Linked DNA regions of Homo sapiens: region 1 is linked to region 2. A link is an interaction called in ENCODE POLR2A ChIA-PET data of the cell type or tissue named here. Cell type or tissue: PC-9. All regions are shown on one strand.

What was found. Peaks named below come from ENCODE experiments on the same cell type or tissue, not always from the same donor. Only the 100,000 strongest peaks of a DNase experiment are listed, where the experiment ranks them.
Region 1: POLR2A ChIA-PET joins it to region 2 with 5 read pairs; 4 of 35 experiments call an interaction of 5 or more read pairs at or near these places.

Annotation. Positions count from the first base shown.
Region 1 is chr16:70,308,167-70,313,166 of GRCh38, forward strand. It overlaps DDX19B (DEAD-box helicase 19B), which reads left to right. Exons shown (of 12, transcript NM_007242.7): 2 at 4,443-4,491. Among named protein-coding and RNA genes, the nearest start is that of DDX19B, 11 kb to the left of the region's middle. In PC-9, no CTCF peak of the experiment used is centred here; no DNase peak of the experiment used is centred here.
Region 2 is chr16:70,550,714-70,555,713 of GRCh38, forward strand. SF3B3 (splicing factor 3b subunit 3) reads left to right here. Exons shown (of 26, transcript NM_012426.5): 12 at 3,733-3,884; 13 at 4,338-4,493. Among named protein-coding and RNA genes, the nearest start is that of SNORD111, 15 kb to the left of the region's middle. In PC-9, no CTCF peak of the experiment used is centred here; DNase peaks (open chromatin) are centred at 2,718 and 3,108; H3K27ac peaks cover 4,808 bases.

The DNA of each region.
Region 1 (5,000 bases), 240 kb before region 2:
GGTCTCGAACTCCTGACCTCAGGTGATCCACCTGCCTCGGCCTCCCAAAGTGCTGGGATTACAGGCGTGAGCCACCACACCCGGTCTATTTATTTATTTATTTTTAAGACAGAGTCTCACTCTGTTGCCCAAGCTGGAGTGCAATGGTGTGATCTTGGCTCACTGCAACCTCCAACTCCCAGGTTCAAGTGATTCTCCTGCCTCAGCCTCCTGCGCCACCACACCTGGCTAATTTTTTTTATATTTTTTTAGTAGAGACAGGGTTTTACCATGTTGGTCAGGCTGGTCTCGAACTCCTGACCTCAGGTGATCAGCCTGCCTCAGCCTCCCAAAGCTCTGGGATTACAGGAATGAGCCACCATGCCCAGCCTATTTATTTATTTTTTAGGAGATGGGGTCTCACTATGTTACCCAGGCTTGTCTCGAACTCCATGAGTTCCAAGGATCCTCCCTCCTCGGCCTCCAAAAGTGCTGGGATTCAAGTCACAAGCCACCATGCCCTGTCAATATTTTTATTTTTAATCTTTATAGAGGTGGAGTCTCACTATGTTGCCCAGGCTTGTCTCAAACTCCTGGCCTCAAGGGAGCCTCCCATTTCAGCCTCCCAAAGTGCTGGGATTACAGGTGTGAGCCACTGTGCCCAGCTGTTTTTTTTTTTTTAAAGTTCTAGGGTGCATGTGCAGGATGTGCATGTTTGTTACATAGGTAAACATGTACCATGGTGGTTTGCTGCACCTATCAACCCATCACCTAAGTATTAAGCCCCACATGTATTAGCTCTTTTTCCTAATGCTGTCCCCCACTGCCCTCCCCCATTAGTGTATTCTTTATCCTTCAGAATTAGTGAAGGATTTTTACTGCTTTATAATGATTTCTTTTTTTTTTTGTTTGTTTTTCAGTCGGCTTTCTCCAGTTGAATGGTTTCCTTTTTGTTAAGTTGCTTTTTTCTAATCTCTTTAATGTGTTCCCTTTCTTTTTCCTCTTTCCCAACACCAAAGCAGAAAGGGACCAGAAACTTCTTGTCCATTTCCATGAATAGAAATGGGAGGCTGGGCGCGGTGGCTTATGCCTGTAATCCCAGCACTTCGGGAGGCCGAGGCGGGCAGATCACGAGGTCAGGAGATCGAGACCATCCTGGCTAACACGGTGAAACCCCGTCTCTACTAAAAATATAAAAAGTTAGTCGGGCATGGTGGCAGGCGCCTGTAGTCCCAGCTACTCCGGAGGCTGAGGCAGGAGAATGGCGTGAACCTGGGAGGCAGAGCTTGCAGTGAGCCAAGATCACGCCACTGCACTTCAGCCTGGGCGACAGAGCGAGACTCCATCTCAAAAAACAAAACAAACAAACAAACAAAAAGAAATGGGGCTCCTGGCTGGGTGCAGTGGCTTACGCCTGTAATCCCAGCACTTTGGGAGGCCGAGGCGGGTGGATCACGAGGTCGAGAGTTCGAGACCAGCCTGACCAACATAGTGAAACCCCGTCTCTACTAAAAATTCAAAAATTAGCTGTGCGTAGTTGCACACGCCTGTAATCCCAGCTACTTGGGAGGCTGGGGTAGGAGAATTGCTTGAACCCAGGAGGCGGAGGTTGCAGTGAGCCAAGATCGTACCACTGCATTCTAGCCTGGGCGACAGGGCAAGACTCCGTCTCAAAAAAAAAAAAAAAAAAAAAGAGAAATAGAAATGGGGCTCCTCCATTCTCAACAAACCACCAATTAAAACATTTTTTTGTTCTCTCCTCTCTACCCTCCTTCCCCTTTCGCCTGTTCTTGGACTTAGAGGGACAACAGAAATGCGGCCTAATGCGTAGTTCACACTTATAATTCTAGCACTTTGGGAGGCTGAGGCAGGAGGATCGCTTGAGCCCAGGAGCTCAAGACCAGCCTGAGCAACACAGTAAGATCCCAACTCTACAATAAAAGATTAGCTGGGCAGGCTGGGCGCAGTGGCTCATGCCTGTAATCCCAGCACTTTAGGAGGCCAAGGTGGGCGGATCATGAGGTCAAGAGATTGAGACCATCCTGGCCAATGTGGTGAAACCCTGTCTCTATTAAAAATACAAAAATTAGCTGGGCATGGTGGTGCATGCCTGTAGTCTCAGCTACTTGGGAGGCTGAAGCAGGAGAATCGTTTGAACCCAGGAGGCGGAGGTTGCAGTGATCTGAGATAACACCACTGCACTCCATCCTGGCAACAGAGCAAGACTCCGCCTCAAAAAAAAAAAATTAGCTGGACATGGTGGTGAGTGCCTGTAGTCTCAGCTACTTGGGAGGCTAAGGCAGGAGGATTGCCTGAGCCTTAGGAGGTTGAGGCTTCAATGAGCCATGATCATGCCACTGCACCACTCCAGCCTGGCCAACAGAGTGAGACCTCGTCTGCAGAAAAAAAAGAAAGAACCATTAGGTTGTGATTTTCATTTTCTTTTTACTAGATGATGTCTTAGGCCCTGCTTGATATTTTATGATTAGGGTTGGCTTTAGCTTGAAAGGTTACTTACTCACGCCAGACTTTCCATCTATCTAATCCCTGTGCTGGGGTCCAAGACTTACAGATGCTTTCTGACCTTTAAAAAAGTCTTTTTTGGCCAGGTGCGGTGGCTCATGCCTGTAATCCCAGCACTTTGGGAGGCCGAGGCAGGGAGATCACGAGGTCAGGAGATTGAGAACATCCTGGCTAACATGATGAAACCCTGCCTCTACTAAAAATACAAAAAAATTAGCTGGGGGTGGTAGCGGACGCCTGTAGTCCCAGCTACTCCGGAGGCTGAGGCAGGAGAATGGCATGAACCCGGGAGGCGGAGCTTACAGTGAGCTGAGATCAGGCCACTGCACTCCAGCCTGGGCAACAGAGCGAGACTCTGTCTCAAAAAAAAAAAAAAGGCTTTTTTGTTTTGTTTTGTTTTTAATAAAAATGTACGACTAGAAAGGCCGGGCGTGGCAGCTCATATCTGTAATCCCAGCACTTTGGGAGGCTGAGGCAGGCGGATCACGAGGTCAGGAGATCAAGACCATCCTGGCTAACACCGTGAAACCCCATCTCTTAAAAAAAAAGAAAATACAAAAAATTAGCCGGGCGTGGTGGCGGGCGCCTGTAGTCTCAGCTGCTCGGGAGGCTGAGGCAGTAGAATGGCGTGAACCCGGAAGGCAGAGCTTGCAGTGAGCTGAGATCGCGCCCCTACACTCCAGTCCAGGTGACAGAGCAAGACTCTGTCTCAAAAAACAAACAAACAAAAAATTTACGACTAGAGCACTTACTTTGCTCTGTACTACATCCAAAGGCCAAAAATAGAAATATGCTACTCTGGGCACATTTCCTGTGGGGTAGCCCTGCTCCTCAAGGAGCAGTAGAAAACGAAATAGGCCCTGTCAGGAAGGTATTTGCATTCTAATAGAGGAGATAAGACCTGCTAGGATATCCCTAATATACAGTATTTGATCAAAGTCTTAGTAATTATTCTTTGAAATGTCTCTTTCCTTTCTATTTCCACTTCAGCCCAGTGGGTATTTTAATTACACAGTGTGCCACAATGCTTCAGGCTGTTCCCAACTACAGTATCAGACACCAGCAAAAGGTGACTTGAATGTGAGGCTGCACATCAGCATACTGTGGTCTTACGGCTCTAACGTATCCTGCAGTATGACTGATTCCTACCCACAGATGCTTTTCTTTTCTTTTCTTTTCTTTTTTTTTTTGTGAGACGGAGTTTCACTCTGTTGCCAGGCTGGGGTGTAGTGGCGTGATCTTGGCTCACTGCAACCTCCGCCTCCTGGGTTCAAGCGATTCTCCTGCCTCAGCCTCCCAAGTAGCTGGCACTACAGGCATGCACCGCCACGCCCAGCTAATTTTTGTATTTTTGGTAGAGACGGGGTTTCACCATGTTGGCCAGGATGGTCTCGATCTCTTGACCTCGTGATCTGCCTGCCTGAGCCTCCCAAAGTGTTGGGATTACAGGCGCGAGCCACCGCACCTGGCTTTACAGATGCTTTTCATCACAGTCCTCCCTTCCCAGTGTTCTCCAAAGTATGACTGCATTTTTCAAAATCTCTTTAAATTTCCTCTTGTTTGAAATATGATTTGGAATGCAGCGATTCCCCCCCACACACAAAAGAAATATGAGAGAATGACAACTCTAATGATATTCTACAAAGAGAGAAAGTTTATAATCAGGGCATTAAGCAAACTCACAAATTACAATTCTCTCACAGAATTTTAAGTAGAAGGTACAGATTTGGAGCATTTTTTTCCACCGATGTATTTACGGGAAATTTTGTTTATTCTCATCAGACATTTAGTAAACGGAACAACCCAATGAATTGGTCCTAATGAATATACCTTGAGAATGGCTATTTTATCCCCAGCTTCATTAGGGAGGCTCTGTTGATTCCAAATCTTTTTAAGTGCTTTTCCTGACACTTTCCCCCTCCCCCATATTCTCCATTTAGTTGAGCAACTTGCATCTTAAGGAAGAGAAAATCAAACCAGATACCAATGGTAAGTAACTAATAGCTAGTTTGAAAACAAATGTGATTTCCTTCAGTATTTTTGTTTTGGCATAACAACTGTCTGGAAAAAAATTTGTATTTGTACCAGGCAGGGCATTGGCAGATACTGGTACCATTTGATTTGTAAATCAACAAACTGGATTGTATGACCAAAGTGTTTTTATTTATTTTTTTGTTTCTGTTTACTTTTTAAGAGACAGGGTCTTGCTCTGTTGCCCAGGCTGGAGTGCAGTGGTTCAATCATGGTTCACTGGAGCCTCAACCTCCCAGACTCAAGTGATCCTCCACCTCAGCCTCCTGAGTAGCTGGGACTACAGGCACAACCCACTACGCCCAACTAATTTTTATTTTTTATTTTTTATTTTTTTGAGACAGAGTCTCGCTCTGTTGCCCAGGCTGGAGTGCAGTGGCTCGATCTCGGCTCACTGTAAGCTCCACCTCCCGGCTTCACACCATTCTCCTGCCTCAGCCTCCCGGGTAGCTGGGACTACAGGCACC
Region 2 (5,000 bases):
TATAGTTTATCCAAGGAGAGGGACCTGCACAAAATATTGAGGCTGCCCTGATGGTGTCTTTCAGAGGGTAACTTTGCAGTTGGATGTCACTGGGCATAATAGTGCTGCACACCATCTGCCTGTGCATCAGATGGTCTGAGGCAGGAGTCTGCCTCTCTACTTCCTCCCACAGAATTTGTCATATATGGTTAATTTGCCTTTTACTAAGCTAAAAGAGTCTCTAGCTAGAGAACTTTAGCTTCATACTCTCATAGAGTTGTACATTCCAGGTGTACTGACTGAAAGATCAGGACCGAGAGAAAGCTTTTGAGTATATTCAGGACTTGCTGAAGCAAGATAAGTATCAGATACCCTTGTCTATGAAGTGAGAGGGAGTTACTTGAGCTTCAGGTATCTGGATGGTCGCTCACTTTACCTTTTGGAGTGAGCTGCTGGTTGAGCCTTAAATCCTAAGGCAAGGCAAGTAGAAGAAAAAAGCATTCCCTCCTCTGGGGTCCTTAGCAGTGTTCAGACAGATGGGAGCCCTGTTGAACTGTGACCTAAAGATACAGTCTCATACCCTTATGGATTCTTCATTGAGGTATGAACTATTGTTTTTTAACATGAGACTTGAATTCCTTAGAATGCAGTGTGGATGGTACAGTTCCTAGTCATTTACCTTGACTAAAGCTTGGCTTTGTTCTGAACTCCAGCGTTTTTTTTAAAATAGTGTTTTGGGCTGGGCGCGGTGGCTCACGCCAACACTTTGGGAGGCTGAGGTGGATGGATCACCTGAGGTTGGGAATTTGAGACCAGCCTGACCAATATGGAGAAACCCTGTCTCTACTAAAAATGTAAAATTAGCTGGGTGTGGTGGCACATGCCTGTAATCCTAGCTACTAGAGAGGCTGAGGCAGGAGAATCGCTTGAACCTGGGAGGCGGAGGTTGCAGTGAGCTGAGATTGCGCCATTGTACTCCAGCCTGGGCAACCAGAGCGAAACTCTCTCCAAAAAAAAACTAATAAATTTTTTATAGAATTGGGGTCTTGTTATGTTGCCCAGGCTGGTCTTGAGCTCCTGAACTCAAATGATCCTCCCTCCCCAGCCTCCCAAAGTGCTTGAACCACCGTGCCCAGCTTGGACTCCAACTTTTAATCTGCAGTCACTCTAGTACATAAGAATTAACCTGCTGCAAGTCCTCTTCACTGTAGAAGGAAGGGGTAGAAGTTACAATGTGCTTGGTATTCACAGGGCAGTGTTTATTTTGAGGAAGTCTGTGATGTAAAGCAGCTTTGAGATGTCGTTGGCTCTCCCACTTGTTGAATTGTCTAGCAAAAGTATGACCCTATTTAAGTTCACTGAGCATTTATTCTCTTATGTTTGAGTAGTCTGAAGTCTTGGTCGAAGGAAAGGCACCCCTCCTCCCTTCTTTGCCCCATTCTCTCCCATGAAAGTCAAAAGTTGTGTGGTCTGTCTTTTGGAAGGTCACCTTTTCCCCTTGGTGAAGATCTGAGACCAGAAATCCTGGCCAGTTACAGCCTTTTGTTGTTTGGCTTTAATTTGCTTTGACACAGCTTTTAGGGTTATTAGGTTTCAGTAATGAGAACATGGGAAATGATACTGTATTCATATAATATTAAAATTAAACAACTGTTATTTTTACACAACAAAAATTTCCAGTACAAAAACTGAGAACTGGAGTAAAGGTTCCAAACTTGGTGTTATGTAGAGATGGATTTTGGTTTTGTTGAAAGCTACTGAGACATCCATTTCAGAGATAACCATGTCCTTACTTGTTTTATGATAGTGAGTAGTGCTTAGTCTTACAAAGCCATCTTATAAGACGTTCCCAAAGCATTTGATATATGTTGACAGTTCTAGCAAAATAACCAAAAACCAAGTATCTAGCTTCTTGTCCTGTATTATTCCTTATGATTTGGAAATTGAACCTTTACTCTGTGGATTCCTGGTCTAACCATTAGAGCATGCCCATTGGGAAAGATCTTTAATCCTTGTTTTTCAGCCACCACAGTAGGTACATATATATGCAATATTAACTGAAACAAAAGTTTCACAAAACAGTAATTATCCTACTATATATGAAGCAACTTCATAAATTACATTTATTTCTGTTATGAAGTGCCTATTGTGCAACACATTAAATTGATTTTACGTCCTGCTAATAGGGCAGAACACTACTGTAGGCCATGCCAATGATACATCTTTTTTGTTTGTTTTGAGACAGTCTCATTCTGTCACCCAGATTGGAGTGCAGTGGGGCGATCTCGGCTCACTGCGGCCTCCGCCTCCCGGGTTCAGGCAATTCTGCTCAGCCTCCCGAGTAGTTGGAATTACAGGCGCCCACCACCACACCCAGCTAATTTTTGTATTTTATTTTATTTATTTTTTAGTAGAGATGGGGTTTCACCCTGTTGGTCAGGCTGGTTTCTAACTCCTGATCTCAGGTGATCTACCCACCTTGGCCTCCCAAAGTGCTGGGATTACAGGCATGAGCCATCATGCCTGGTCGAATGATACATCTTCATTTGACCCCTGCTTCTGTAAAGAATGCTGATTCTGCAGAACTGATCTAGTAACCTTAATCTAGCTGAACCTCATTTGAAGTCATCAGAACCAAAAGTATGCCCTTCATGTGGGTGGGTGGGTGGACCAGCCCTGTGGCATTGAGCTCTTGACAAGTGCTTAGGCAGACGGGTCCTATAGCTGCTACTGCTAGGAGTGAGTCAGCCACTACATTGTGTGGTGCCTTGTCTTGTTCTGTCCTTTTTTTTTAACCTGATTTCTGGTTAAGGGGGTGTTAAAACAAAAATTCAAATGTAAACTAGGAAAATCTCAACTCTTTTAAAAAATTAGCATGCCTTTAGTCAACATTTATCAAGCTTTACGCCAAACGTACTGGATGGGGACACTTGCAGAAGCTGTTGTATGTTGTAGGGTGAGATACATGGAAAATAGATGGCCTTTATGGGATCTGTAGAAGAAACTGAGGGTTTCTGGTATACCTCAAGTCCTCTGACTTCCTTGAGAAACTCATTAGTGTTTATTCAACTACATTTAATTAGAAAAAGCAAATTCTAATAGGATTGCTCATGACCACAGGATTGTTCTGTTTCTAAATAGTGAAAAACCAGAGAGGTCACAGAATAACAATATAAACAACCCCCACCCTCCATTTCCTGGTTATCTAGTTTTCTTACATCATTCCCATTGGGACTAGGATTCTCAGCTTCCAACCCTAGAATGAGTTAGTCTCACAGAGGCTTAAGTAATCTCTATTTTATTCATTAGAGCTTGTGTTCATTTCTACATAAGCTGCTTTTGGAAGAAGTTAGGGGTCTTTCCTAGTTAGAAGGAGTATCTCTTCTTAGGAAGGGGTTGTGTGATTGACAACTGGCACAAATAAATGAAGCTCTAGCTCAGTATGTTCATGTATCAATATTGTAGTATTTAAAATGTCCTCATGTCTCCGATTCTCTTGCTTTGTCCTCTCACTTCTTTAGCAGATGTCTCAAGAAAATATTGAGGAAGCAGAGTATATCTGTAGGCTCTTCTGACCCCTAGTTTTCTTCTGGATCATTTTGCTCTGTGTGCATGTGTATGTGTGTATGTGTGTAATAACTACACATAGAAGAACTGCCTTGGAAGGTTTCTGAAGAGAACTCTTAGTGTTTCATTTGGCTTTGTAATTCTAATGAGTTCTTATCTAACCAACTCCCTTCTTTTCTTTTTCAGATGAGTTTGATGCCTACATCATTGTGTCTTTCGTGAATGCCACCCTAGTGTTGTCCATTGGAGAAACTGTAGAAGAAGTGACTGACTCTGGGTTCCTGGGGACCACCCCGACCTTGTCCTGCTCCTTATTAGGAGATGATGCCTTGGTGCAGGTGAGGGTTCTCAGAGCTTACCTACTTGGCCTGCTTTGTTCTTTCTTGGCCTTCATTGTGATGCAGGCTGCTGTGTTCATGTCTCTTCACCCTCACCTTCCAGCAAGCCTTAGGGGTAGGGAACATATGATTTGGGCACATAATATCCCTCTCTGTATTTGCCATTTTTCTGTTACAGAGCCACATCACTGCAGCTTTCATCTCTAATAAAGATCTTTATAAGTGTTTTGTTAATAAGCTTTGAACTTCTTTGAAGTGGACACTGCAAAACATGAACTATTTAAAAGTTGACCTTGCCTGAGGCCTACTAACTCTTTTGTCTTTGATTCAACTGGTGCCTCAAATGCAGTGGCCCCAGGTCTGATTTTAGTGACAGATCTGATAGATGTGAGGGTCATTCTGAGTGATGAATCAAATTGTTAAAGTCAGGTTTCTTTCTGTTACTGACTCTAGGTCTATCCAGATGGCATTCGGCACATACGAGCAGACAAGAGAGTCAATGAGTGGAAGACCCCTGGAAAGAAAACAATTGTGAAGTGTGCAGTGAACCAGCGACAAGTGGTGATTGCCCTGACAGGAGGAGAGCTGGTCTATTTCGAGATGGATCCTGTATGTTATTTTATCATTCACTGTGGGACTTATTGTAGGGACCAGAGGGAAAGATGGGCATTGTAGTCTAGTCATTTAGATGATAGTATGGTGAAATCCTGTCTCTACTAAAAATACAAAAATTAGCTGGGCGTGTTGGCATGCACCTTGTAGTCCTAGCTACTCAGGAGGCTGAGGCAGGAGAATTGCTTGAACCCGGGAGGCAGAGGTTGCGGTGAGCTGAGATTGCACCACTGCACTCCAGCCTGGCGACAGAGCAAGACTCCGTCTCAAAAAAAAAAAAAAAAAAAAAAAGCGAGCTGGAGTGACAGTGTTCACAAACCAGTTTGGTCCCTTACAGAGATGGGGAAAAGGGGTAATTTGATGTCTAATTCTAGGTAGAGTTATGAAATCCCCTCTTAGCAGTGAAACACTTGCTCCTCCTGCATTTCACTCTCTACTTTTCCAACAAATATTTGGCATAGATTTAATTTCTGCAGTCTGAATCCATTTCAGAAAACTTCTATA